7 separate regions of the Homo sapiens genome follow, and regions 2, 3, 4, 5, 6 and 7 are each linked to region 1. A link is a loop called in an ENCODE intact Hi-C map of the cell type or tissue named here. Cell type or tissue: A673. All regions are shown on one strand. Region 1 has its middle 80 kb from the start of LINC01741. Region 2 overlaps BRINP2 (BMP/retinoic acid inducible neural specific 2). Region 3 overlaps ASTN1 (astrotactin 1). Region 4 has its middle 56 kb from the start of SEC16B. Region 5 has its middle 140 kb from the start of LINC01741. Region 6 overlaps LINC01645 (long intergenic non-protein coding RNA 1645). Region 7 overlaps CRYZL2P-SEC16B (CRYZL2P-SEC16B readthrough).

The links. Hi-C counts contacts between places; a loop is a spot of excess contacts. Peaks named below come from ENCODE experiments on the same cell type or tissue, not always from the same donor. Only the 100,000 strongest peaks of a DNase experiment are listed, where the experiment ranks them.
Region 2: it touches region 1 in a loop (7-fold over the local background); 6 of 110 quality-filtered maps call a loop at or near these places.
Region 3: it touches region 1 in a loop (9-fold over the local background); 50 of 110 quality-filtered maps call a loop at or near these places.
Region 4: it touches region 1 in a loop (5-fold over the local background); 7 of 110 quality-filtered maps call a loop at or near these places.
Region 5: a loop joins it to region 1, with 4 times the contacts of the local background. A loop is called at or near these places in 6 of 110 quality-filtered maps.
Region 6: a loop joins it to region 1, with 3 times the contacts of the local background. A loop is called at or near these places in 4 of 110 quality-filtered maps.
Region 7: it touches region 1 in a loop (7-fold over the local background); 13 of 110 quality-filtered maps call a loop at or near these places.

The regions. Positions count from the first base shown.
Region 1 is chr1:177,778,172-177,782,171 of GRCh38, reverse strand. No RefSeq gene overlaps it. Among named protein-coding and RNA genes, the nearest start is that of LINC01741, 80 kb to the right of the region's middle. In A673, a CTCF peak has its summit at 1,866 (motif pointing right); DNase peaks (open chromatin) are centred at 1,921 and 2,781; H3K27ac peaks cover 3,002 bases.
Region 2 is chr1:177,180,319-177,184,318 of GRCh38, reverse strand. The region is part of intron 1 of BRINP2 (BMP/retinoic acid inducible neural specific 2); the gene reads right to left. Among named protein-coding and RNA genes, the nearest start is that of BRINP2, 11 kb to the right of the region's middle. RefSeq lists an enhancer at 2,222-2,783. In A673, CTCF peaks have their summits at 1,739 and 2,443 (motif pointing right); a DNase peak (open chromatin) is centred at 2,368; H3K4me3 peaks cover 481 bases; H3K27ac peaks cover 195 bases.
Region 3 is chr1:176,895,853-176,899,852 of GRCh38, reverse strand. The region is part of intron 16 of ASTN1 (astrotactin 1); the gene reads left to right. Among named protein-coding and RNA genes, the nearest start is that of MIR488, 130 kb to the left of the region's middle. In A673, a CTCF peak has its summit at 1,883 (motif pointing left); DNase peaks (open chromatin) are centred at 1,892 and 2,332; H3K4me3 peaks cover 454 bases.
Region 4 is chr1:177,911,858-177,915,857 of GRCh38, reverse strand. No RefSeq gene overlaps it. Among named protein-coding and RNA genes, the nearest start is that of SEC16B, 56 kb to the left of the region's middle. RefSeq lists an enhancer at 5-1,204. In A673, a CTCF peak has its summit at 1,981 (motif pointing right); a DNase peak (open chromatin) is centred at 1,997.
Region 5 is chr1:177,559,477-177,563,476 of GRCh38, reverse strand. No RefSeq gene overlaps it. Among named protein-coding and RNA genes, the nearest start is that of LINC01741, 140 kb to the left of the region's middle. In A673, no CTCF peak of the experiment used is centred here; a DNase peak (open chromatin) is centred at 2,006.
Region 6 is chr1:177,353,487-177,357,486 of GRCh38, reverse strand. It overlaps LINC01645 (long intergenic non-protein coding RNA 1645), which reads right to left. Exons shown (of 4, transcript NR_126001.1): 2 at 422-640. Among named protein-coding and RNA genes, the nearest start is that of LINC01645, 3.9 kb to the right of the region's middle. In A673, a CTCF peak has its summit at 1,703 (motif pointing right); no DNase peak of the experiment used is centred here.
Region 7 is chr1:177,943,753-177,947,752 of GRCh38, reverse strand. It overlaps CRYZL2P-SEC16B (CRYZL2P-SEC16B readthrough), which reads left to right. Exons shown (of 32, transcript NM_001356506.2): 20 at 1,222-1,333; 21 at 3,087-3,192. It overlaps SEC16B (SEC16 homolog B, endoplasmic reticulum export factor), which reads left to right. Exons shown (of 26, transcript NM_033127.4): 14 at 1,222-1,333; 15 at 3,087-3,192. Among named protein-coding and RNA genes, the nearest start is that of SEC16B, 24 kb to the left of the region's middle. In A673, CTCF peaks have their summits at 1,396 and 1,595 (motif pointing right); a DNase peak (open chromatin) is centred at 1,642; H3K27ac peaks cover 388 bases.

The DNA.
Region 1 (4,000 bases):
ATGTGTGGTTGGAGGGACCTGGTGGGAGGTAATTGAACCATGGGGGTGGTTCCCCCATGCTATTCTCGTGATAGTGAGAGTAAGTTCTTATGAGATCTGATGGTTTTATAGGGGGCTTCCCCCTTCACTCAGGTCTCATTCTTCCCCTTCCTGCCACCTTGTGAGGAAAGATGTGTTTGTTTCCCCTTCCGCCATGATTATAAGCTTCCTGAGGCCTCCCCAGCCATGCTGAACTGTGAGTCAATTAAACCTTTTTCCTTTATGAATTACCCAGTCTCGGGTATGTCTTTATTAGCAGCGTGAGAATGGACTAATACAATGGATGGCCAAGTTTTGAACTTTAATCTTGCGGTCTTCCAAGACATGAGAAATTAAACTGTAAGCTAACAGTTATTGCATACTTATCTCTTGTGTCAGACACTGGGTTAAGCACTTTTCATGGGTTAGATTATTCAATCTTTACAGTAATTCATATTTTCCAGATATGGAAACTGAGGATGCTCCTCTAGCCTTCTTGCTCTTCCAAAATAAACACTGCTGTTTGGTTTCAAGGCCACAAGATTAAAACTAGCAGCTGCCTAGGTTCTCAAGATCAGTGTAGGCTCCTTCTCTCTAACAGCAGTAAACAAAATGTCAGTAGTATTTAGATCAGGTGAGTACGTGCATGTGTGTGTGTGCAGGGAGTATGCGTGTGCCCAGAGCGCCACACTCTATCTTTAACTGCATGCTAGGCATCTATACTTGGTTCTACTCCCAGAAACTGGAATGCTCCATTTCTCAAACTAAACTCATTATCTTCTTCCCCAAACAGCTCTTCGTTTCCTATCTTGGCCAGTGCCATCATTCTGGGTTAGCCCATATACCTGGTGTTGGTATTGAAGTCCTCTAGATTCTACTTTGTCAAAATTGTGCACAGCCATTCAGCCCTCTCCATTTTCTCCACCGTGCCTTGGGTCAGACCCACACCTCTTGGACTTTGGAAGCAGATATCTAATGGAGCCTCTATCCTTCTTCCGTTCCTACAGATTGTCTCAAATTATGTTTTTTTAGAAACATAAATCTTATCCAATTATTCTTTCTCCAAAACTTTCATGGGCTTCCTGTTATAGTCATTCATTCCACAGATGTTGCTTGTCCAACCACTGAGTGCCAAACCCTATTCTAGGTGCCGAGCACACTGGAGTGAATAAAGCAGTTACAAAGCCCTGTCCTTGTGCAATTTAAAAAGTACACGTTCTTCAGCCTAGCATTCAAAGCCCTCTACAAATCGGTTCAGCTCATCCTCCTGGTTTTTGTCCTCTCTTCACTCCACCTGTGGGTAAGAGTCATATTTCCTGTAATCCAGTCGTAGTGAGCATGCTTGGTGTCCTTTCTAGACTGGCGCCTCATTTGATGGTTACCTCAACCTGGTATTCTCTCCTGAGTCTCTAGATTTCCTGTGACCCCACTTAGTTCCATCTTTTCAGTAAATTCTTTCTAGATCAAGCTCCTCCCCTAGCTCCTCTTGTCAGAATTAATCTCCCATTCACCTATACTGTGTGTACAATGTTTTTGTACATTTATGGTAACTTTCATTGTCTGCATTACTTATATATGTGTCTGTCTCCTCCGCAGACTGAGATCCTTGAGGAGAGAAACTATGTCTCTTTTGTACTCTTAGCACTTTGCTCAGTCCCTGGCACACAGTAGGTGACTAATATTAGCCACTGTGAAATGGCTAGATGCTGACTTTCTGGATAGTACCCCCGCTATCCCCCACTCCCACCATCATGTGTCTCCATCTTTTCAAAGCTCCATAACGAGTTTACTTACACAAATAAATAAATCTTGCATAAGAGTGTCCAAGTTCGGGAGCATACTTTCAAGCCTCTAGGTGGCAATATTACTGTGCTCAAAGTGAGGAGTTGTGAGCCAAGTTGGGAAATTGTATCAGCCGCTTAGGGCACATGCCTTTCTGTCCCTTCTTTCTCCCTCCCACCCTTCTACCCTCCCTTTCACTTTTGTTTCTCTCCCTCCCTGTCTTCTACTCTCCCCTCCTCCCATCTCCATTTCTGTTCATCCATTAAATATCTTCCCAGATTTTTTTAAAACCCCAAGATGTAATTGTAGGACTGAGGAAAAGGTACAAGATCTCCTGGAGAGCCTGCCTCCTCCCTCACACACTTTGTGTAGAGTTTTACATTTTAATATTTCTATTAAATTCCATTTACATTTTGTAGGTCTGGGTGAATTATGATATTTAGAGATGGGGAGTTAGGAAGCAGCTGTTTTTAGAAGCAGCTGAGGAAATAATCCAAAATGGCCTTACGACATGTCTGGCGTGTCCACATTCACCACACACCAATCCTGGACCTGTCATGGGTGTCCGGGGGTGAGAGGGACACTGGGCTTTGCCAGGAAGATCTGGACTGGACTAGTTGACCAGGTTTAGAGAGGGCCCGGGGCTGGATCCACAGGTGATGTTTCAATTCAAATCAGGGCAGAGGTGGGATTTCCTGGGAGCCCGAGTCAGAGGAGTTGGGCAGCAGGAGGGAGCCAGCGGTGGGGGTTTAGGGGGTCAGTGGGGAAGCTGCGGCAGAGCTCTGGGAAGGCAGGGGAATGCAGATGGGCTGCTCCTAGCTGCCCAACTGAAATCTCCACCTGCCTGTTTTTCTATAATGCCCACTGCTCTAACAATTCAGCATTTCAAAGAGGGGATGGTGGAGGAGGGAAGTGGTGATTTAAGCATGAAAAATGTCATTTTGCCTCAGAGCAAACTGCCTTTCTATGGCCTGGCTCCTTTTGTGAGGTTTGGATTTAGGCACATCTGGAAGATCATTTGCCCAATACTAATAGGAAGGCTCACTGTGCTCGTTTGTTATGAGATGTAATGGGACTTACTCTCACTGTGAGAACGGCAGCCACCTAGTGCCACTGATTTCCATTTTTCTGTCACCATGAAAAACTCTCTTTCACATGTATGTGTGCACACACACACATGCACACATGCACACATACACACACACGCATGCATGCACACACACACATACACACACCTCACACCCACACATACACATTAAAGAACCCTTGGATTTCCACTTATACATTTCTCTTTGAGACAATTAAATCCATTCACTTTCCTCCAAACCCCATTCTTTATTATTTTCCTGCCTTAGGTTTAAGGTCATTTGGTTCAGAAGAGAGGCCCTTTCACTTGCATACATTTAATTAATCCTCCTCTTTCTTCCTGCCAAACTCCTCAAGATACTTTGCTTTCTAAACGTGGGCTGTATTTTTCTCCCCTTTCCCTTACAAGTAGCATGTGTTTATTATCTATAACTTTTGAGGGCCGTGCACTTATTATTCAGTATTTGAGTTCACTGTTGTTATTTGTAATTTTGAAAAAAATCCAGATACATCTGTAACAGAGGTTTAGTTTTGATTTTTCTGTCTCCTTATTAAACTATGCCTGTTTCTTTAAAAAATATCTTTAAAATTCTGTCCTAAATTCTTTGATTAGTGCCATTGATCTCTGTCACCTTTTGGGTATTTGGGGCCCACATATGAGGTACCATGTTTCCCCAAAACTGTAGCACTGTTGTCTCTTGGAGAGTGAGCCTCTTCTTTGTCCATACACTAAATATGGGGGAGACTGGACAGAAGCAGCTGTCAGATTGATTGGTCTGGAATATGGTCAAAGTCTTTACAATTCCTCAAAGCTCTTTGGATAAAATGACATTTTTCATTTCTTTTTCTTGCCTTCTCAGATGGTTTCTCAAATGTGGTTCAAACTACATGTTCCTGGGACGTGGCTGGCACCCTCTGTAACTTCCTGCTGGGATTCTCATCCTTTCGCAGGATTCCTTGCAATTTGGCCAGTGCTCTAGTGCCTCAGGCCCACTCTGGAACCATGAGAAAACTCACAGCTGCCCAGTGTGAGGCACGCATGCAAGGCCTGCCTGCCGTGCCTCCCTCTGCCAAAGGCATTTTTAGCAATTTCCTAAAAATGTGGCTACAATGG
Region 2 (4,000 bases), 600 kb after region 1:
AAAAGTAAGGGGAGGGGAGACCTAATAACTGGATGAATTATGGGGAAAAAACCCTGCTGACTCTGTTCAGTTTAAGGTGAGAAATGACAGGATTAGAATGTCAAATTGCTGAGTCCTACAAACCTAACCATAAACCTCCTCTAAGCTGTTCAGCTTTTTTTCTCTGCAGTCACTAATTAAATCTTGCCTTGAAAGAAATAAAGTAAAATAAAAGCCAAATGCTTTTATGAGTCAAGTAGATTGCATACCATCGGCCTATAAGGAGCTGGGTATCTGGTCGATGTGTATGGGGAACTGAAAGTGGAAGGAAATCAAGATAATAGAGCACTTATCTCTCTCTTTAAAAAAGTTTTCATAATTATTTCTCATTGAATGTCCCATCTTTGTAGCATCTTACTTTCATATGCAGTCTCTTTTCCCTATCTAGCAGTAATGGAAAACATGTGGGATTCCCTTTTCAGTGTGATTTATGCAGAACTGTAAACCAGAGGAACCCAAAGCACATTATAAACAGTATTTGAAGTTCAAAAATCATTCATGTCTCCAACAGGAAGAATGACCAGGGTAAGTTTAATATGATGGTTCACCACGTCAGTATCCTTTGCACCATCCACACCTTTTATCCAGAAAATATCTTCATAAACTGTTTACTTTCTTGAATATAAGCTTGCTACATTGGTACATTCCCAAGTCTCTTCTCACTGATTTAATGAAAACACAGTGTCTGTGTCCTAAGCTTAGTATCTTTATGATCAAATATCTGACTCCATTACCTGAGGCCATGATGAGTCCATTTTTCCTGTCACTCTCCTCTCCTACGTGGGGCAGATCTGCCCATCAAATAAGAATTTAAGCAACTAAAGCCCTAACAAAGATATTGCTGGCCCTGTGTTCTTCTGTTGTTTGCCTGAGCAAAATCCATCATTACTCTATATGCATATGGCATGTGTCAACTGTTTTAAAATTAGCCAATTTTCCTAAGCATAAAAATGGATTTTTGTCATATCACATGAACCATATATCACAAAAACAAACCAGTTTTTGTTGTGGCTTTTTTTTTTCTTTCCAAAATACATGAAGTCTTTTTAAGTCACTGCCAAATCCATTTTGCTCACTGCATTTGTGAGATACATCTAAAGAAACGAAGCAGAAAAAGAAAAAAAAAAAAAAAAAAAAAAAAAGCTCACACACTGCCATCACCTGGAAAGAAATCTAGTTCATTACCAAACCAACCATGCCTAGGAGGCTGGATTGCTTCATCCTGCTTTTAAATAATAAATAAATACAGCATTTGCATGCTGCCCTGCACTGAGAGTTTGAGACAGGGCAAAAAAAGAAAAAAAAGAAAAGAAAAAAAAAGAAAAACAACAACAACAACAACAAAACCCCTAAGTTTAAGAAAAAGAACTGTCATTTATGGAGCATTCTACATATCAGACTTGATGAGTACTAATTCTGCATTATTTCATTTCATACTCTAACCCTGTGAGTTGTACCACATCCATTTCACAGATGTGCATCCTGAGGCTAATGTAGTAAAGTAACTTGGCAAGATCAAATACATGGTACGTAGCAGAGCCTGCCAAAGACTTGAACCCAAGTTCACCATGCCTGAGCCTCTTCTCTCAATGACCATGTCGTCACATACGAGAGCAAAAAAAAACCATCGAAACTTCTAAAGACATGATATTGCGGCACCAGGTTTCTTTTCTTCATTAAGCCTGTACTGGTGCGTTCTTTAAGGGTTGTAGCTCAGAGCAGCCCTCTTTGGGAAATTCTGCTTGAGCCTTTGCATAAAGCCTCCAAACATTGCTAAGCTCAGGAGTGATGCAGCGTATGTAAAGAATCAGCAGCTGTCTGTATGGTTCGTTTTGAAGGGCCTACAATTCCTCTCAACAAGGAAAAGCACCATGTCTCACTTGGGTTAAAATCTGTGAATTTCTCTTTTGAAATGTTCTAGTGTTAATTGGGAGGGCAGCACATTAAATCATTATTAGTCATTAATACCTTAACACAAATTAGTTGATCAGGTTACTGAGAGGTGTGAAGGGCCCTGAGGGAAGGATATTATCTTGATGGAGGTGGTGGGGAGTTGCCAAAGAGGGCAGTCTCTGGATTGCTGCAGGGGCTGAGTGAGGCTGAGTGAGGGAGCTAAGGGAGGATGGGAGGGGTGGGGCAGGGAGGATGGGAGGGGTGGGGCAGGGAGGGAGGGACGGCACCAGGACTAATCAGCTTAGTTCCAGACAGGATTGCTTCTGCAAATGCAACTGTCCCTCCCCATTCCTTCTCCGCACACGCGCACGCACACATGGCTCCCCTGCTGTCCCTTTCGAGCTTGCCGGAGTGTACTTACAGATAAGGGTTTTAGGAAAGGTACCGGCCACTCCTCGGCAACCTCCGGGGCAAGAATCCCGCCTGCGCCTCTGCGGCCGGGGGCTTGTAACACAGCTTTTCGCCTCTAGGGGTCTCTAGTGACCCGAGGCTTCCGGAGGAGGCTGCCCTTGCTCCGCGGTCCCTCGCGGCTCAAATCCGAAAGGTCGGAGATTTCAGAAAGAAGAGGCGTGTGCAGGGCGCCTCCCAAGACCCCGCCAGCCGCCGGCACACCCGTCAGCCACCTGCCCCTGCTCCTGCCTAACGACGTATTGATGATAAATGGCTGAACACCGAGTGAGGGGGTGGCAGACATTAGCTGCCCCCACAGTCCTCACTGCGTGCTTAGTTATTTCTATGTCTCAAGGGGATTTCAAGGACCTCCCTCTGCATCCCCACCTCACACTCTTCCAGTAAACCCAGTCCCCCGGCCTGCCAGACTACAGCCTAGCAGGAGTCTCCGCGCTCTCAGCCCGGCAGCCTCGTGGTGGGGATGGGGCATGAACCGGAGTGAGGGACAGGCAGGCCCCAGTCACCAGCTACCCGCTGCCGCTGGGCCTGATGTTCTGCCCTCCCTGAGCTGGGGCTCCCCGCGAGGGAGGACCGCTGCCTTCGTTCTGGGAGACCTGGGTACCCTAATGAAAACAGAAGAAAAAAAATCACAACTGAGGAGTATTGGGAAAAAGCACGAAACTTTGAGCAAGGCACTTGTTCCTCCCAGTCCACTGTTGAAGAGGCTGCAGGAGTTAATGGCAAAATTCTGGCTTTCTAATTCATCCTGCAACACTTGTTTGAATCCCAACTCCACTATTCACTAGATGTGAGATCTTGGGTAATTGACTTAACCTCTCTGTACCCATTTTATTTTTTCATCTTCAAAACGAGAATAATAGTATCTACTTCATAGAGAGTTGTTAGACTTGAAAGAGATCTTACAGTGCATACTCTCAGCATCTAGTATAGTGCCTGGCACACAGCAGGCGCTCATTCATAGACATTGAACTCCTTGCATTTTCAATTACTGAGAACGAGGGAGAACAACAATGATTGGTCCTAGTCTCACAGAACTTCGCAGATGTGTCTGGGTGAGTGAAAGTCTTATATTTTAAAATCAATTTTAATATATCACCTGTGATTTTAAATGAATCACAAGTTTTGCTTTTTAAAGAACTTCTGCAGTGGTCTTCAATGTGTTTTGAATACTTTTAGGTTCCAAGGAGTTGCCCTAGGGAACACTTGTGGGTGAGGAAAGAGAAGAAACAGGTGGCGGAGCTCCAGACCCCCTAGGCCTGCTCCAACGAGAGAGCTCCCCTTTTATCTGCTTTATATATTGGGGTTTTAGGTAAGGGTTTATTGATGAAAGTCTTCCACTGCTTTTTTGAGAGATGAAAACCACTGTGAATATGTCCTTGTATAATTCAGGGAAACCTTTTCCTCCAGGCTTAAGGATGCTCAACTCTGCTATTTGTCAATCATTGTCTTTAATCTTTACAATTTTTGTGCAACATAAGGTGTAATATCCATTTTACTAGGTGGGGGTACTGAGGCTGATACAAGCCACACATAGCAGAGGTCACACAGTGGGTAAGTGACTATGACCAGATTGATGCCCAGGTTTGTCTTACCCAAA
Region 3 (4,000 bases), 880 kb after region 1:
TGTCATCATGGCAGGTCTAGCAGTTCATTTTAAGTCCATAGTGATCTCTCTGTCCAAAGACATGATTGTACATCCCAAGAGACTGATTAGAGACTGGGTGGATAGACTTCTGTGTGAATTTTGATGACTCGAGGACATCTGGCTTGAGCAGTAGACTGGGGTGGGGGTTGGGGTAGATCCTGGAATGCAGGGTTTTGGTGGGCTTCAGGGTGGCTGTGCTTCATTTGCCCCACATCAAGCCTTCTTTCCTGTAGATCCTAAGCTGTCTCCAAAAGCTGGGATTTGATTAGCTTGCATTTGATTTCTTTGCTGCCTAATGAACTGCTTCTGTCATTCTAGCCGTGATGTCATTAGCATCTCATTGCCTTGGGCAGCAACTCAGGAGAGAGATTCTTAAGCAGCCTCAGAATCCTATAGGAATTGTACCAATTTACTTCCTAACAACTAATTCACCTCATGGCCTGTCAGTTACCACCAGAAGAGCAGACCCTGCATGAGAATGGGCCGGTCACTTTTGTCACCCTCATGTGCTCCTGAATTTAGGTGGGCCACTATATACATGCCTAAGGCCATGTGCACATCCACAATGACATGTTGAGCTTTAAGGACGCGATATTCTCATACCACAATATTCTATTGGGGAAACTCATCCACTGTATGCTGTAGGATACAGATTTAGCCTAAAGCAAATGACATTTATTTATAGCAAGCTGTATTTGCAAAATGCTTTGCAGTTTTAGGATTGTTAACTACATTCCAGGTTGGATGTTCTTCTATTTGTAAGAAACTGAAGTGTCCTGACTGGACTCCGGACCTTCCCTGACAACAGTGGAGTGAATTCTGCAAACAGAGGTGGGAGGGAGCCACACCTGGGTATTCTTTATCAAAAGGCACCTTTGTCAATTATAAGATTTTGAGACCTTAATTGTAGCTTATTTCTTCTGTCCAGAGAGGCAGTGTATTTATTGGACTAGAATATTTATTTTGCTAAAAGACAGCATAGTGTCTCCAACCTCTAGAGCAGTTCTACTCAGACTCTAGAGGGTAGAAGAGGGAAGATGCCCTAAAGAACTGTAATAGGTGTGGGCAGTGGAGGGGGTGAGCCATTGATTCACAAGGAAGTAAGGCAGGGTCTTCTTCTGCAACACTCCACACACAAACCTCCCCCACTGTTCACTCCCACACAGGAGGAGTTAAAAGCAACGGTCAAAGATCAGCCTCTCCTGAAGCTTTTAGGACCTGAACGACTCTCACTTACCACAGACGTGATGGTTATAGGTGCTCTCTTTGGGCTAAGGGAGATTTATCTGGGCTTTCACCATTGGACTCCATCATTTTAAAGAGTACTTCCCAATTGTATCTTTAACTGAACATAGGAAATGCATTTCTTCTTTGAAAAATCTCCCTCACACACACATCTCTATTCTTTGCTGGAAACTGAATAGATAGCTTTTGGGAGCTTGCTGCTCATCACTCCTGTGCAAATCCAGCTCCTCTCCAGACAGCCCCATCCTGTTTGGCGAGGGGACCAGAAGGCAGTGGGTCTTGGCCTCCGGCGGGGCTCTTTTTATGTGGACCTGAAGGTTTTCCGGAGACAGAAAATATGATTCTGAATTAAAACAAGAGTTTGGTGGGTTCCCTCCACGGATTTCTACATCCTTCCCATTCCTCTCTACTCCCTAATCTTGCTAGGTATCTAGAACTGAAGGGCTTTGAGGGGGATTCGCTGCATCTTGATTTTAATTGGGATCGCCAGAAAACAGTAGCAAGGGGAGCAACCCCTCAGATGTTTACAGCTATGACAGGACCCAGCGATGGCCAGCTGGAGGGCAGGAAGGCCCTCGGACCCTCAGCTCCGGAGTGTTTGTGGTCGCAGCGCCCTCTAGTGGCCGCATTTGTCATGAGCACGGTACATGCTTAGTAATGAGAGGAGGGGGCGTGGGGAGCATGCCTGGGTATTTGGGGATTTAAGGTGCGAGAAAAGGCACTGGTGGCATATTACTTCCCCTTTGAAGTAGTGTTTACTCCATGTTAAGGATATTGGGGGTAGGGGTTATTTTCCCTTCGGAATTTAATTTTCCTTTAATTATCCTGTCATCATCTATGCCCCTCTATATTTTTCTCTGTCGGGTAAATGTTACGGAATTGTTTTAGTCTCTAATTTTTTATTCTCCGGTTAAAGAAAAATTGTACCTCCACAACATTTTTTTAAAGTAGCCGTGTGTTACTTTTTCATAGTTTATTTTCTACAGTGCCAAAGTGAGATTTATCCATTTTTTTTTCCTCCCGCTCACGAAAGTCATTTTAGACTTATATCACCATCTAGCGGTCATGTCGTGGAAATTCTTTTCCCAGACTCGAACAAATTCTCAACAAGGAGGGCTGCGGGTCAGTTAGGAAATGCGTATAATTAGAAGGTGGGTAAGAGCCAACCAGGAGACCCTCAAGCCCTCTGGCAAGACTTGCATGGCGAAATTTCAATAATCTTTTTTGAAAAGAAACTGTATCTTTACTGATTTTTTTTTGGTGGGGGGGCCGGGATTTTACTTACTGCCTTTTTTTTTTTTTTTTTTTTTTTGAGACGGAGTCTTGCTCTGTAGCCCAGGCTGGAATGCAGTGGCGTGATCTCGGCTCACTGAAACCTCCACCTGCCGAGTTCAAGCGATTCTCTTGCCTCAGCCTCCCGAGTAGCTGGGATTACAGGCGTGCGCCACCATGCCGAGCTAATTTTTGTACTTTTAGTAGAGACGGGGTTTCACCATGTTGGCCAGGCTGGTCTCGAACTCTTGACTTCGTGATCCACCCGCCTTGGCCTCCCAAAGTGCTGGGATTACAAGAGTGAGCCACCACGTCCGCCCTTTACTTACTTTCTTAATGAAGTAGAGTTTGCTGACAAAAAAGCACTGGGTTTCTGAAATGCTTGAGCCCTTTTCCATACATTGCATGAAACAGCTTCAGAGAGACCACTGGGCTTTGGGGAATGATGGACACACACAGAACACTCATTCTGTTCCTCTCAGACTCATCAGAATGTGATGCTTGATAGGCTGGATCTTTGGAGGCACTGGTTGTAAGGATTTGCAAAGTGGTTCCAGAAGGTGATTATGAGCTACAACTCATCGACTTCATAAAAAGAGTTCTCTCTTATGGGGTGCAGAGAGCTCTCTGCTATTCTGTTCTTGATTGCTATGTAATATGAGCCCATTTAGAAATGCCATGAGGCATTAATGAAGGGCTGTTTGCCCAGAAATCACACCAAGGATCAAAGACCTCACCCCACCCGCACTCGCTCCGCCCAATCCGTACAGTATATTGAAAAAGATTGGGGGCCTGGTGAGGGGCTGGAGGAGGGGGGAGTCTTGGGTCAGCTTGTGGCCACTTTGCAAATACCCGTAGCCACACAGTTGACTGGGTTGCGTAAGCCTCCCTGTCAGTGAAAATTTAGTCATGGGTGAAGTGATTTGAGGGCTAGTTCTATTTGAAGCCGTCATTCTTATTTTTGGTTTGAGTAGTTATACAGTTCTCTTATAATCAAGGAAGGGTTTGAGCTTGGCTCTGGGTCGATTATTAAACAAAATGCAAGTATGCGATGAATTATATGCCATATTTATAGTCATAGAGTCCTTTGCCTTAACGTGCTAGGTAAAACTTCCTCATTGTTTCCTCTGGGAAACAACAATGCTGAAATGCCTCGTGATGTTTCTAAATGGGCTCATATTACATAGCAAACAAGAAGGGAATCACAAAGAGCTCCCTGGACCCCATAAGAGAGAACTCTTTTATAAAGTCGATGAGTCATATCTACAATCACCTTCGGGTACCACTTTAAAAATCCTTCCAACCAGTGCCTCCAAAGGTCCAGCCCATTGTCCATTGCATTCTTCATGAGTCTGAGAGGGCCAGAATGAATGTCCTGTATATATCCAGGATGTCCAAAAGCTTAGTGGTCTCTCTGAAGCTGTTTCACATTCAGGACTACAACTGTGCAAAAAGAAGTGAT
Region 4 (4,000 bases), 130 kb before region 1:
ATGCTTGGTGAATGAGTAAGAGCAAGGAGGCCAGCATGTGGGGGTGAGGCAGGAGGAGGGAGTGGTAGGAGAAGAGCTCAGAGAGGATGGTAGGGACAGGTCTTGTTGGACACAGAGGCCAAGGTAAGGACTTTGGCCATTACTCTGAGTTAGGGGAAGCCACTGAAGGGTTTTGAGCAGAGAAGTGACTGTGACATGATTTAACTTACATTTTTCAAGGATCACTCTGGCTTCTGAGTAGAGGTTAGACTCTGGGTGGCAGACAAGAAGCTCTTGTAATAACTCAGGCTGGGCAGGGTAACTCACACCTGTAATCCCAGCACTTTGGGAGGCCGAGGCGGGTGAATCACGAGGTCAGGAGTTCAAGACCAGCCTGGCCAACATGGTGAAATCCCATCTCTACTAAAAATACAAAAAATTAGCTGGGTGTGATTGTGGCCACCTGTAATCCCAGCTACTCAGAAGGCTGAGGCAGGAGAATCGCTTGAACTCAGGAGGCGGAGGCTGCAGTGAGCCAAGATCGCACCACTGCACTTCAGCCTGGGTGACAGAGCAAGACTCCATCTGAAAAACAAACAAACAAACAAACAAACATACATCAGGCAATAGATAATAGTGATTGGACCAAGGTGGTAACCATAGGGATGGTGGTAGAAAGTGGTTGGATTCAGCATATATTTTCAGGGTAAAGCTATTAGAATTTGCTGATGAATTGGCTATGGAGTGTGACAGAAAGAAAGGAATATAACCTGACTCCTAGGTTTCTGGCTCAAGCAGCAGAAAGGTGGGGAAGACTTCAAGAAGAGTAGATTTGGAGAGAAAAGGAAGAGTTTGGTTTGGACACATTAAGTTTGAGATATGTGTGACCACGACAAGTACAGGCATGCCAAGCCCATGAGCTGGATTTGCTAGTCCAGAGTTCAAGGGAGAGGTAGGGAAGTTTTCAGAAAATAAATACTCCAAACCTATAGTATCTGCTTACTTGTTAAAGGACAAAAGCCGAGTCATGTAACATGGAGCCTTTCCTGCACCCAGTGTGTCAACCATTGATATCCGTCTGAGTCGAAACTGCACACCCTTTCATGCGTCATAGTCTCTACTCACGTGTTCCCTTGACCTGGACTGCACTTCCCTTCCTTGCCATCAGAATCCGATTCATCCTTCAAGGCCTGTAAAACCTCTTCTAATGTTTTCACTGACATCCATCATGACCTCTTTTGTGTTCCCAGGGCACAGACTACCTTTTTTCTGACTACTTGTCAGAAATCTATGTCTCCACTAGATTGTATGCTCCTCGAAGGAAGGGAAGGACCATGGGTCGTTGATCTTTGTATCTTTAACATGGAGATGGACATGGGTGAGATCCTGAAAACCAGACTCCTCACTCAGTCCCAGTTCACCACTACTGGTTTTGAGGTGAAAATGCATGAAGACAAGGTCAGACAATTGCATGCTATTTATTACTACAGAGTATTGGCTAAAAGCCCCACATAGAACTCATAGCCTGGACGAGCTGGCTTCACCATGTATGTGTCACAGCATTCTCTTTGCATCCTGAGGAGTTCAAGAACTGGACTAAAATCTGGCTTCCTTTGTCTTTTTGTCTGAGGCCCATCCTCAGGTTTTGATCACTCTGGTGGTAGGAAGGATGAGGACAGCTGAATCTAATGGGGAGATGGTCTAGGGAAGTATAGACTAGAGCACAGCTGGCCTAAATTATAACCCTGAGGCATTGGGATGTGGGGGTTGGTAGGGAGCTGAAGGCTTAATTTACCACACTAACCAAATATGAGGACATGATCTGGAAAGGAAGGCAGTGACTAAACAAGGCAGGCAGAGAGCAGATCAAGGATGCAAGAAGATTTAACTTCTTGCTCATTGCACAGAACATCCCACCCAGCATTATGGCCAGTGGGTCCCCAAGCACCTTCTCCTTGGGGGTGAGCTGCAACGAGGAGAGCCCTGACTCCTGCCACCAGATGGAGCTGGCCCTGCATCTAGTCCTGATTTTCACCTAGCACGTGCTGAATAAGGCTTCATTTAACTTACTGAATTGGATAAATACTCAGGAACATGCATATATCCCAGTGGAGAGATTGAGGGGTTACTCTGTGTCAGTGAGAGCATGTGAGATACAAACTACGAGGATTTCCCTGGGATCTTAACACAAGACATGGTATAGTATATGCTTAAGAGTGAGAGTTCCGGAGTTGCGTGATCTTGGATAAGTTCTAGCTATTTTATGATTTAGGATAGCTGTAGAGGGGCAAAGAGAAGCTATGTCAGTGGTCATGTCTAGGTCTTTGTGTCCAAGAAGGTTTGAAATTCCCCGGAAAGAAATACATAGACTATCACATTCTCTGCTTCTTTTACCTGAATATTTCTTCCTGCCTCACGGCGCATATCCTGGCTGCACCAGTGACCCTTCTTATCCAGAGGGGAAATCTTAGTGGAGCTGGTTATGGTCCTGTTATTCAGGCAGCTGCTTTTTGGTGTGATCCCGAGTGAAACGTTTGAGCTGGCTGTTCCCTCAGGCTTGGAAGTCACCTGGCTAGTGTAAACTTTGATGGTCCTGGGATGCTCAGCTGGAATTTCTGGCTTGTGTTGCACCAGGCAGGTGGTTTGGGACCAAAGGGCACAGCAGTTGGCAACAATGGTTGTTGGAAGGTTACCAAGGCCTGGGAACATTCTCATCAGTTATGTGCATAAGCGTGAGTGTGTGTGTGTGTGTGTGTGTGGTCTCTCCAGATGGGTAAAAAGGTCTTACTAGGAATCTTTGAAGTAGCATTTTCTTCCAAACCTGCCTGGTGTTCATTGTTCAGGATTTCAGATTTCTGTTGGCAGTTTGAGGGTCTTTTGCAGTGCAGCCTTCTGCTCTATTCACAATCCTATTTTGCCTGACCAATTAGAACTCTGACTTGGGAGTTCTATGTGCCTTTTGATGGTGTTCTTTTAACTCTTTTATTTTTATTTACCTTTTCAACTGAATTTCACCCCCATTTCTATGGGGATCATCCCTGAAAAGTGAAATCTCTTCCTCCTAAAAAGCATCTGGCAGAGGCCAAGGGACTCTTGGGAAAATAAAGATTTTTGTTTTGATCCCTGATTAATGTAACTCCCTCTTCCCCCATATTCCTGTGTCAACAACTCTTGTCACTTTCTGAATTCCAAGAGGAGGATTTGCTTTTGGAATTAGGAAAAAAAACCAATGCTTTAAGGCTTCTCTTCTTTGAATTCTATTTTGTTGAATCATTTGTAATTTTTTATTGCCCCTGATAGATTTTACATAAGAGTATTCAGTCAACAAATACTTACTAAGTATATGTTGGGGGCAAAGACCAGTTCTAGACATTGAAAGGGAATGTAAAATATATACATCTCTAGACCTATATCTTTTTGTTTGTTTCTCCTCCTCCTCGTCCTCCTCCTCCTCCTCCTCCTCCTCCTCCTCCTTCTTCTTCTTCTTCTTCTTCTACTTCTTCTTTTTTTTTTTTTTGAGATGGAGTCTCGCTCTGTTGCCCAGGCTGCAGTGCAGTGGTACAATCTTGGCTCACTGCACCCTCCGCCTCCCAGGTTCAAGTGATTCTTGTGCCTCAATCACCCGAGTAGCTGGGATTACAGGTACCTGCCACCATGCCTGGCTAATTTTTGTGTTTTTAGTAAGGATGGGGTTTTGCCATGTTGGCCAGGCTGGTCTCGAACTCCTGACCTCAAATAATCCACCACCTTGGCCTCACTAAGTGTTGGGATTACAGACGTGAGGCACCGTGCCCAGCCTCTAGCTCTATATCTACATCTAAAATATAGATTATAATCTAGAAAGGGAGACACACCATAAGCAAAAGTGAATGCAATAGTGATTATGATACAAGGCAGTATAGTGCCACAAAAATGATAAAACTTGAATGTTTTGAGAGGTGGGAGGGTTTACTTCTGATTGAATGGAGGGAAGAGTTGGTGAGAGCTTCCTGGAAGAGGTGGTATTACAGTTGTGGCTTGA
Region 5 (4,000 bases), 220 kb after region 1:
GGTTGCGGGGATGGGGGAGGGATAGCTTTAGGAGATATACCTAATGCTAAATGATGAGTTAATGGGTGCAGCACACCAGCATGGCACATGTATACATATGTAACTAACCTGCACATTGTGCACATGTACCCTAAAACTTAAAGTATAATAATAATAATAATAAAAGAATGTCTCTGTAAGCTTTTACCATACCATTCCCCCTTGGCCAGCAGACTTCCCACATCCCAGCACTTAAGCTACCTCTGGAATTACCACTGTATCTGCCCTATCTCATGAATGTCTTCCTATTCTCTTGTCTCCTGGGCCTTTGGATGTTTGCACCATTGCAGCTGCTGCTGGAGCTACAGCACCCTGGGCCAGTTCTGTGCAAGTGAACACCACTTTGCTAAGTCTTTGGCTATTCCCATCACTTCTGCACTTAGAAGACGCACCATATTAGCAGTTACTTTTTTAATGGGGCAAACATTTACTAGTGGGAGACAGAGAGTGGTAAGAGACTTGTGGAAAAATTCCTTTTCTCTTTCCCCTGTGATAGGCTGTTCTGAAGCATGGATTTTTGATGTAGCTTGTCTAAAGACATCTCAAGTAGCTGAGTGAATTTGTTTCACTTTGCGAAATGGTGGCAACCTGGAAAAGCATCAATTTTTGTTTACTTCTCATTATTACCTGTCTCACTGCCTCCTTCCTTCACTCCCTAGGCCTTGCAATGCACCTCCCCAAAATAGCACTTAACCCTTGCCTCAGACTGTCTTCTATGGAAACAGGCTGCCACAGTCACCACATTACTTCAAGCCAATCAGTATTAATTCTGGTTACTTAGAGGAAAATGAGCTCTAGAAGAAAACCAGGGCTCCTGCCAGTACAAAAGAGAAATGATGTGGCTATTGAGTGGACAATCGACAGTGTTTGATTAGTACCTGTCCTGCTACACTGGGTTGTTTTAAGAGTTAAATGAGATAATGAGATGTGAATGTGCTCATTTAAATATTAAATAACATAAACATGTAGAGTTGTCATTAGACTTAGATCATTTACAAGTTCTAGAAACTTATCAGTTCACTCATTTAGCAAAAATTATTTAATGAGCACCTACTATATGCCAGTCGTGGTGCATACATGACTACATGAATACAATAGTTTTCCCCATATAGTAGCTTCTTGTCTGTGGGGCATATGAACAAGTAAATTACATGTACTACAATTTTTTAAAGGGAAATAGAGAGTGTGTTATAAGAATGAGGGAGGCAAATCTAACCCATATTTGGGAAGTCAGACAAAACTTCCTAGATAAAGTGATATATATGCTAAAACCTGGAGGATGACTAGGCATAGGTGATGGGTGGAGAGGTGTGCTAGGTAGAAAGAAAAGCATATACAGAGGTGAAGGGGCGAGTGAAGGCATGGCATTATTTATCATGGCTGGGATGGTAGAGGCCAATTTATAAAGTGTGAGTTGTAGGAAATTTGGATTTAATAATGAGGATGATGAAGAGCCATTGAAATGTTTAAGAAGGCTTGTTTCAATAATGATAGAATGAATGGACTATTTTGGGCAGGGAAGACAGAATGGGAAGCAAATAAGGAAATTGAGATACCACTATGTAATGTAGCATTTCTTTTTGTTTCATTTAATTTTGAATTTTTATTAGTATGAATTTTCTTCATAATTTAGGGTTTTATGAATATTACAGACCCTACATTTCCCAAATCGTAGAATGTGAAAGTCAAGGTTGACACTTTCAGGTAAATGATGGAAGGAATCTTTGTGGTCTTTACCCCACACAATCACCTGCTTAATGGTTCTCACTTCCCTTTTTATCTGTGCTGTTAGTTCTGATTAGATCAAGGGATACCAATAAATGCAAGGTCAATAATGTGACTCCCCAGGGGAGCTAATTACCCCTGCAGAGAAAACCACAGGCTTAATCTCAATACATGGCTGATCATCTGCAGCCATGAGCCATTGGACATGGGCATATCCACAGGTTCCTTCCTTCCTTCCTTCTTTCTTTCCTTCCTTCCTCCCTTCCTTCTTTCCTTCTTTCCTTCCTTCCTTCCTTCCTGTCTTAGCAAAGGCTGACAAAATAAAATACCACAAGCTTTCTTCAAGGATGGCCCCCACCTCTGAAACACTGGGCAGGATCATCCTGGCCTGGGAAAACCAAAGAGGTGGCCCCACCCTTTGAAACCAAGGAGGAAACAGTCTTGCTTCTGGGCCTGTGGTGAGAGTGGCATTCCTTATGATCTCTGAATCTTTGGGATCAATTTTTCCTTTTCCTTGAAGAATAGTGTGTGCTCACAGCCAAATAGCTCTGTGGTCTGGTCTTGTAGAATCTAGGAAATCTGACAGAATTCCTTCATTACATTCTGCTTTCTCTATTTCCTTTGGATTAAACTAGCCATGTCTTTGCTGGTATAATCCCATCTCTATTCCTGGCTTCGTTAAAATGGCCAGTTAAGTTCATGAGTTACACTCATGATCTCTTTATCAAATGGTTGTTCATCTATAACCTTAGTCTCCTCTTCAGAACAAGATTTCTCATTTTTTTGCAATATGGATAGGCATATTGCAAAATACATAGGGGTAGAATTTTTTAAATCTTCAAGCTCTGGTTCATTTTCCATAACTATTATTTTTTCCAATTAATCTCTCTCTTATCACATTTTACTATTAGTAGTCAGAAGGAACCAAGCTACTCTTTCAACACTTTGCTTAGAAATCTCCTCAGCTTAATATCCAATTTTATCACTCATGAGTTCTACTTTCCACAAAACACTAAAACACAGTTCAGCCTAGTTCTTTGCCACCTCATAACAAGGATCACCTTTCCTCCATTTTCCAATAAAATATTCTTAATTTTTTCTCTGAGACTACACCAGAATAGACTTCAATGCCTATATTTCTGGCATACTCCTAAAAATTCTTCCAATCTCTATCCATTACCCAGTTTCAAAGCTACCTTCACATTTTTACATATTTATTACAGTAGTACCCTACTTCTTGGTACCCAAATCTGTCTTAGTCAGCTCGGGCTGCTGTAACAAAATACCATAGAGTGGGAGGTTAAATTACAGACGTTTATTTTCTCACACTGTTCAGAAAGCTTGACTAATGTCAAGGTGCCAGCTGACTTGGTTCCTGGTGAGGGCTCTCTTCCTGGTTTGCAGAGAATTGCCTTCTTGCTGTGAAGAAAGGCTCACATGGCCTTTCTTGAATGTGTGAGGAGAAAGGATGTGAGCAATTTCTCTGGTGGCTCTTCTTATAAGAATACTAATTCCATCATGAAGGCCTCAACCTAATGACCTTATCTAACCCTAACTACCTTCCAAAGGTTCTATCTCCAAATACCATCATATTGTGGGTTAGGGTTTCAGCATTCATATTTTGGGAGGCAGACAAGCATTCAATTTATAACCCACCCTTTCTCCCTTTTTCTTTCTTTCCTTCCTTCCTTCCTTCCATCCATCCATCCATCCATCCATCCATCCATCCATCCATCTTTTTTTAAAAATTTAACCTGCATTTATTGAACATCTGTGGATGAGCTAAACTGTTAGGTGCCATTGGCATGAAGATCAACTAATATAGGCCTTGCTTCAAGGAGGTCTAGTAAGGAAAGAGAGATGAAAAAAATAAAAAATGCCAGCCTAGTATGAGTGCTGTAAGAGAGTTATGTATGAAGTGCTATGAAAGTGCAGAGAAGAAATATATAGCTTCATAAATATAAACTCTTGACTCAGGTGTTGAAGGTAAGATTAGGCTTGGTACTAGAGGTAGAGGGAATCACACAAGAATACTAAAAGGGTGTGTGGCATCATGGTATGTGTAGCAAACAGAAAGCTTTCAATAAATGAAAAGACATGAATGACTTTGGGGAGAGTCAACAAATTGAGGCTGGAAAGATGTGGATCATGAATGCTCTTCTGTGTCATGGTACAAAATTTGAATTTATCTTGAAAGTATTATGAGGCTCTGAAGGTTTTAAACAGAGGAGTGACA
Region 6 (4,000 bases), 420 kb after region 1:
AGTGAATTTATGTATGCTTGCAACAAGTTATTTTAAAGGATAATTTGAAAGGGTGCTTATTTCTGGTGTGGGATTGCAATTCTTAATATAACTATAAAAAGAAAAAAATAAGCTAGTGATGGGATGGTTTTGTGATATTCTCTTACAGAATATTTTAGTCAAAATTTTGTATAATAAGGCAGAGAGTGAGCTCAGCACAATTCATAGCAACAGCATCAATAATTTAATAAGCACTATTCACTGAGAACCAAATATGTGCCAGAAACTGTTCCATATAATATGTACATATTATTTCTATTTTTACATTTTACAGATTTGCAAATTGAGGCTTAAAGGGATTAACTTTAATTCTCTAACTACTCAAGCTTAACATTTAAAATCCATACTTAAGTCTTATTTTTCTGGATCAGAATCTACTCACCATATTACTCCAGGAACTTCCCTTTTCCCTTGTAAATTCTGTTCCATTTTTGGCCAAACCATGGTTTGCCTCTGCTGCATTAGTTTGAAGTCATTTTTTTTCCAGACATTGTGGCGGTAGTTCCCAGATGTCCGAAAAGATGAAGTTATCAGTGCACGAGCAGCCAGGGCTTTTCTTTATGTTGATTCACCTTAGGACACAGCCCAACAATGCCTGCAACTGAAAGTCATGTGCATTAGCACAGCTCTGCCTCAACCATGAGCCCAGGACACAGAGCTGTGCACCAAGCATGATTCTTTCTGTTAATATTAATTGGCATAATTTAGCTTAACATATTAAATCTTAGAAGTGTAGTAATCGTCAAACAAAAATGTCTACAGTGACCTATTAGAACGGAAACTTCCACCATAAGAGCCACTCTTCGGAGCTTTGCAAGTTCACTGTTATATAAGCTTACTTGAGGGAGTTCCCTATGGGTAATGTAGTGAGAATAAAGAACTTGGGGTTCAAATCGTGACTCTACTGCTTAGGAGCTATGTGGCTTCTAGGTGTCTGTTTCCCTGTTTCTGTAATAGGTGGGCAGAGGGGTAAGGAAGGAGATAACATCTATTTTTTAAAATGGTATGAGGACTGTAGGAAACATATGGACCTGGTACAGATGAAATGTCCCCAAAATGGTAGTTATTACTGTTATTACTCTCACAGGAAATTCCTATCCCTTAGCAGAAGAAAGCATTCTGTATTAGTTTCCTGTGGCTTCTGTAACAAATTATAATAAACCAGGTGGCTTAAAACAACAGTTAGCTCTTGCAAAGTTTTGGGGGCCAGAAGTCTGAAATCAACCTGTTGGCAGGATTGTGCCTCCTCTGGAGGCCCTGAGGGGAAATCTATTATTTTCCTCTTCCACCTTCTGGTGGCTGCTGACTTGCTTGACTTATGCCCACATCACTGCAATCTCTGCATCCAGGGGCACATTACCTCCTCCTCTTCTGTCTGTGCTCTTCCTCTTATAAGGACACCACTCACTTAGGACCTGCTCATTTAACTCAGAATGACGTCCTCATCTCGACATCTTTAACTTAATTACCTCGGCAAAGACTCTTTTTCCAAATAAACTAGCATTCACAGGTTCTGGGATTAGGATGTGAACATGTTTGTGGGAATGTGAACAACTCAACTCACTACAGGTCCTGAAGGATTAAGTTTTTTGTTGACTTTTTGGGGGCAGGTGTACATGTGTGGTACACAGGATGCTGAGTGGAATAATGCAGTGATGTTATTGACGACCAGGGGGCAGCATACGAGGCCAAAACAGATTCTGAGAGTGGGGAGTAAGGCTGAGGAAACCAGAGAAACAAGCTGAAACAATAGGAGATGCAGGAGGCCTGGGTTTGGGGAGACCTAGGCTCTAGATGTGGTCTTTGCCCCAATTCACAGTGCAACAGAGGGCAAGACATCTCTATGGGCCTGTTTCCCCATATACAAAATGAGAAAGATTGGAGTGGAGCAGGGATTTTAAATTGACTGCTTGCAGGCTGAATGCAACGTGCCTGTGTATATCAATTGTAACATCTAAAAATCTGAATATTTTTAAGTTGGCAGACATCATATAAAAATTAGTATAGCTTCTCTCAAAAATCATATGTAACAGGCACTGGACACGCAGTCTCCAATGCTGATGATGCGTTGTAGGAGGGTGACCCTACCCTTCAGCTTGGCACAGACCCCCTTGTGTACTACCTAGCCCACCACACCCCATTGTCTTCTGACATTGTGGTTGACTGCCAGTCCCTTTTGTCATCCCCTCACACTGCAGATTCCCTGATGGTCAAGACATATTTTTCTGTATCCAGGTTTCTATCAATAGTGAGATCCAGGTGGATGATTTTTCCTATACCTAGTTGGGTTCACTCAACTTACATAACCTGCATGAGGCCTCTAGAGTTTTGCCTTTGTGATCCCAAGTCAGAAGACTGAGACCACTGGTCCTCTCTGGGATGCCAATGACCTCAGTGCCAGAAGGGAAGGTCGGGGAGCCGGGGTGGTGCTAGAGACTAGCTTGATCTATGTCTGCAAATAACTCTCCGTGTGCCCACCCAGGTATGTGAATCCACCAGCTGTGTGAATCTACCTGTCTTAGGACTACTTCACAATTCATAGGACAATGTTCTGGCAACTCTTATTGCTCCTTTCCCCAATTTTCTCCATTCTCAGACTTCTTTCCCTCATCTCTCTGTACACATCCGTGGGACTCCTGCTACAGGATCTTTTACCCTTCAGTTCCTGCCATTGAGTCCCCATCCTGTGGTTTGTTTTCATTTTTTTGGTAGCAGTTCCTCCTTCATCCTAGACTTTCCTGCTCTCTCCTACATGATTCATGACTTAGTTCTGCAGAGCATTTTTAGAGCCTTGTTTGCAACGGAAGAGAACTAGGGAAACTAAGCAGCATATTGTCTTCAATCTGGTCCCTCTCATAAGGGATCTAAGCTAATTCTTACGATTGTAATCCTGCAGTAATGGACCATCTGAGAAGACAGTCTCTCTCTCAGTGGGAGCCTCCTATGACTTAGGAAAGAGTCATGTGCCCAGGTGTTGCCAGGGCTGAGCTTGCCTGCCCACTCTTCACAGAAGCTGCCCTGATCTCAAGGTCTCCTTGTTACTTGTGCTTACTCAGAGTCCCTGTCTGACACAGAAGAGTGATGCCATCTCGTCTCCCCACCTTCCCAACAATTTTTAAACCTCTGGGTGCTGCTACCAGCTTGCCTGGAAGGTGGGGTTCTAATAATGACAATTAGCTAAATATGCAAAGAAAAGAGAAGGGCAAGGTCTCTCCCAAGCAGGAGCCGCCCTGCTTTTATTTTTATTTCTCTCTGTGTGTGTGTGTGTGTGTGTGTGTGTGTGTGTGTGTGTGTGTTTCTAAACTTCCCAACAGCTACTAAGCTAAGAAAGTTTTAAATATATACAAAAACTACAGAAAGGCTTTCTCTCCTTTGAATCTTTAGCTCTGTGTAGTTCAAGTCAACAAACAGCTAGTGGTGTCTCCTTGGTGCCTTGGCTATGCTTGTGTTCAGTTTTGAAGCAACAAAATGTGGAGATAATGCTAGCTTTATAGTAAGGGTACACATGATCAGCAGGGAAACAAGCACAACTCGAAAAGGCAGAGCAGAAGGAACAGTTTGGTACGTACAGAGGAAGGTGGATTGAGAGGCAGGAAAGGATGATTGAGGCAAAAAATGATATTATTCCTGGTTCATTTTGGAGATGATGACAATCCCAAGGCTTCTGCAGACTCCAAGGACAGGAAATACTTCTTAAAGACTCACGTGGTTCCCTCAACAGTGTGTGCGCATTTCAAATTGCGTCCTATTATACCTCCCATTTTTCTCCATTCTGCGTATGAATGGATGGTGCCACTGTTAACCCAGTTGCTCAAGCTGGAGGTGCAGATTCCTCCTAATCCCCACTGGCTTCTTCTCTCCTTTGCCTTTTTTAATCACCGGATCAGTCGCTTCTGCTTTCTCAGTGTTGACTCCATGCCCACTTCTCCCCCTCCCCTGCCCTTCTAGGTCTATTGCAGGG
Region 7 (4,000 bases), 170 kb before region 1:
CTCACCTCCCCTCCCCGTCCCTCTCCTCACCTCCCCTCCCTCTCCTCACCTCCCCTCCCCGTCCAGGTCAGCTTTAAACATCCTGCCCTTAGATTCTCAGGTTCTAGGTAGGGCCAGAGTCTATGCCCTAGGCTTTTCCTGGACCCAGGAGCCTCCATGTTTTGGGGAAAGAAACTCCAGGGAAACACGTGTCCTTCTTGCCTCTCTGTTTCACAGAATTTCTGCCGTGAGTGAATGCAGGCCAGGCCCCTGAGACTTGGTGTTCTGCTGCTGTAGGAGTCTCCTCTCAGCAGCTGATTTTCTAGCCCTGGGTCAGATTCCCCTGTGGATGGAGTTAACGCATAGGACACCTTGCCTCCTGTTGCTGTAAATTTCTCAGTGACCCAGTTCAATCAGATAGGAAATTCTGTTTTTGCCTGAACCACTCTGGGTTAACCCTGTAGTCTTTCTTGCTATCATCTCTCTGTGAATGTGGCCTTATAAACGCTTAGGGGGCTATTGAGTGTTCCAGATCAGTGGTTCTCAAATTTAGCCAAGAAGCAGAGCATCCAGAAATCATGGTGCTCCCATGAGGCTTTTTAAAATATTGCTCTGTTAAACTTTAATAGCTATGGGTTAGGTTGTGCCAAGTCAGATGGAGGCCATGCAGCACCCTGAGTGGAAGGGAACTAATGTTTGTTGAGCCCTTCTTGGGGGCCAGGCACTGTGCTAGGTATTGTATCTAGCTGAATTAACTCAATTTTGAGGCAGTGGAAAATGTATGGGAGAACATTTCAAAACATGTTGGTAATTAATATGATTTTTATGTTTGACTTCAGCAGGGAAAGCAATGCTGCCTCAGGAAGCCTAGTTTAAGAACGACCACTCTCAGTAGTCTCCTTCTTTGCTCAGGTGCAGGCATTTCAAACTCATTTTTCACCCTGAGGAAAGACTAAAACGTTTAGGGAATTCCTCGTAAAAAGTCCTTTAGGGAGAACGTGAAATTGTGCCTTATTCTGGCTGAAGAGAAATGTAACGTCTGAGGCCAAATGGGCTGTGGGAGGAGGAGTGGGGTTTAGGGGTCTGTGACTCACGCTATGAAAGGCTCATTCATTTAGTCCCATGTGGCTTCTCCCCTCTGACCCCCGAGGCCACTCTTCCATCTGTCTCCCATCCCACCCAGATGATGGCTCCCCATACGGGTGTGCTCCGTGATTGGGTCTTGTTCTCTTCCTCCCGCAGCTGGGAAGGGGCTTGTGGAGGCAGCTCACTTCTGCTATCTCATGGCTCACGTGCCCTTTGGCCACTACACCGTGAAGACAGACCATCTGGTCTTGCTGGGCAGCAGCCACAGGTATGCGACCTGGGAGAAAGGAAACAGTAAGGACATTTTCCAAGGGACTGTTTTAGCCCTTGTTGGGTTTTATGGATCCATTTTTCATTTTCTCATGTGAATTTCAGCTACCGCCGGCTCCCTTATTTGGGATTGTTATCTGTGCAGGTCTGTGCAAGGAGATGCCCCGTGGGCCCCACATTACAGCATTGGCGGGGGCCTCAGGCCACAGGTCCTCCTCTGCAAAGAGGTGGGCTGATGCCTTTGTGTGGTATTGTGCCCTTTGGCCACTGGGTGGCACCCTGGCTCCACAAGCTAACTTTGTTCCTTTAAAAAAACAACATTTTACATGTGGAGGCTTGTGGGTCCGTGTTAGGCAGCCCTGGGCCTGTTCTGAGAGCCTACCCAGGCAAAACTGGAAAATGGAAGAAGTTTATGTTTAGTCCCTCTTTGGGGCCCTAGCATCCCTACAATGACTTGGTGCACAAGCTACTTAGAGTCCCACTGGTGACATTCTCTGTTGGCCATAGCATTAGGCTTTTCCTGCAGGAGGCCCTCAATCAGCTCTCAGTGAATGAATGCATGGACAGAACGATTTGCTCCCTAGAGGCCCTCCCTGTTCTGTATCTCTCTATCCCCCTCCCCATACGTGTTAAGAGTCACTAAGCTCTTACGTTGTGCCAGGCATTTTCTTTGCACTATTTCCTTTAATTATTACACATTTACCCTATGAAGAAGTGAAGTGAAGCAAAGATTTTAATCGTCACTTATGGAGGAGGAAAACCAAGGCACAGGGAGATGAAATAACTTGTCTCAGATGGTACAGTGAGGGTGTGGGTGAGTTGGATTCGGAATCCAGGCAGTCAGCCTGCAAAGCCCTTTTAACTGTTGCACCACACTGCCTACCACTGAGGCAGTGTACCCAGCTCATTGCCTGTTCCTTCCAGGTTCCTGGTCTCTGATAGCACATGGCTAGCTTGTCAAAGAATCCCTTCTGTGCCAAATGTACAATAAGTGTGTATGGGCTAATATGTCTCCCCTCCTATGTTTACGTTGGTTTATGTTGAATGAGGAAATTCTTGGAAATAAAGTCCTACCCCCAGGAATAACCTGGTGATTGTGGTTTTTAAACACCATAGCAAGTTGTTGATGGGAGAAATTTTGGGTCACATGAGACTCTTGTGCCCACCACCTGCCCCAACCAGATCACATTCACTCAGTCCCCATCCTCACTGGTGGAATGAACATCCAATGTATGGACCCGTGTTTGATTTCTGGCTCAGCAGTCCTCACCTGCTCTGCCATGCCTTTTGGTCTCAGTGCTCCCGGAGTGTTACATGGCTCCCCTCTTTTGTGCGAGTTTGCTCAAACTAGGGGTGCCCTTCACAGGTACATGACAGGCTTTATGGGCATGGGGGCCAGCTCTCTGTGTGTCTAAGAGTAGGGCCCAGTGTCCTTCGAGGTAGCCTGCCTTGAGTTACCCTTCAGCAAGAAGGCAGGTGACCCCCCTTTTCTGCAGCCTCCGCCTCCCAGTGCCTCTGGTGCAGAGTTCTGTTTTGTTCCTTCCTCAGCCTCAAGGAGGGAGAGGGAGAGGAAGTGAAACACTCACTCTGGGAGCCCAGAGTCTCCTTCTTCTCTTGAAGCCGCCGCAGGCATCAGCCCAGGATGGAAACTCCCCCATGAAAGGCTGCAGCTGGTGTTTGGAGAGCCACTAGGATTTAACTCCTGCGTCCCCCACACCTCAATCTCTTTTATTGTTATTCTCTGGTTTTAGTCAAGAGTTTTTGAAATTTGCAACAACTGAGGCAATCCAGAGGACGGAAATCTTCGAGTACTGTCAGATGCTGGGCCGCCCCAAATCCTTCATCCCTTCTTTCCAGGTAACTGAGCCCAGATGAGGCCACCACCGTCACTGTCAGGCAGCTGCAGGCAGCTGTATTTGCAGCTTTGCTTTTTGGCACTTAGTACCTGGGGCTAAGTTATCTACTGAACTTTTCCTCATTAGCTTAAGCGTGGGAGGGTGTAGGATTTCTTTTTATGTCCCCTAAAGGTCTGTATTTTATAATATGAAGGCAAAACCTTGCAGAGGCCTCTCTGCTGGAGGCTCCTGCCTCACTGCTGATGTTTGAACGTCCTGCCTGCCGCCCCGGCCTGTGCCTCACTCCTGCTGTCAGCTCCTTCTCCCCATCTCTCCAGACAGCTCTCCCTTTCTTCTGAGCCTCCGCAGCTGTCCTGTGGGAGGGAGTGGGAGCGCAGGCCCAGCCCAGTGTCTGCTCACCCTCCCTCTGCTCCGCACTCCTTCTCCGGCCTCTTTTGAAATCCTCTGTCCTCTACCTCCGCCCTCACCCTTCTTCGTCCCACTCAGAGCATCAGCTGTGTGGGTGGTGTCCATACTGTGGTTTCCGCCCTCTTCTCAACGTTTCTACATGATGCTGTTGTCACCTTACATTCGTAAAGACCAGTGCTGACATCGTGTCCTCCTCCGTCTAAATCCTCTGTGAGCTCTGACGTCCAGCACCATCCCTTCCTCCATGCAGACTACCTGGGCCACACCTACGAGTATGACTGAGATGGCAGCCTTCAGTGGTCTCAGCTGTAAAATGGGATGAGAGTGGTGCCTTGTAATGGAGCTGGCATGAAATCGAGTTAGTTTCCTTAATGCTCGAGAACAGCGCCTGGCACACAGCA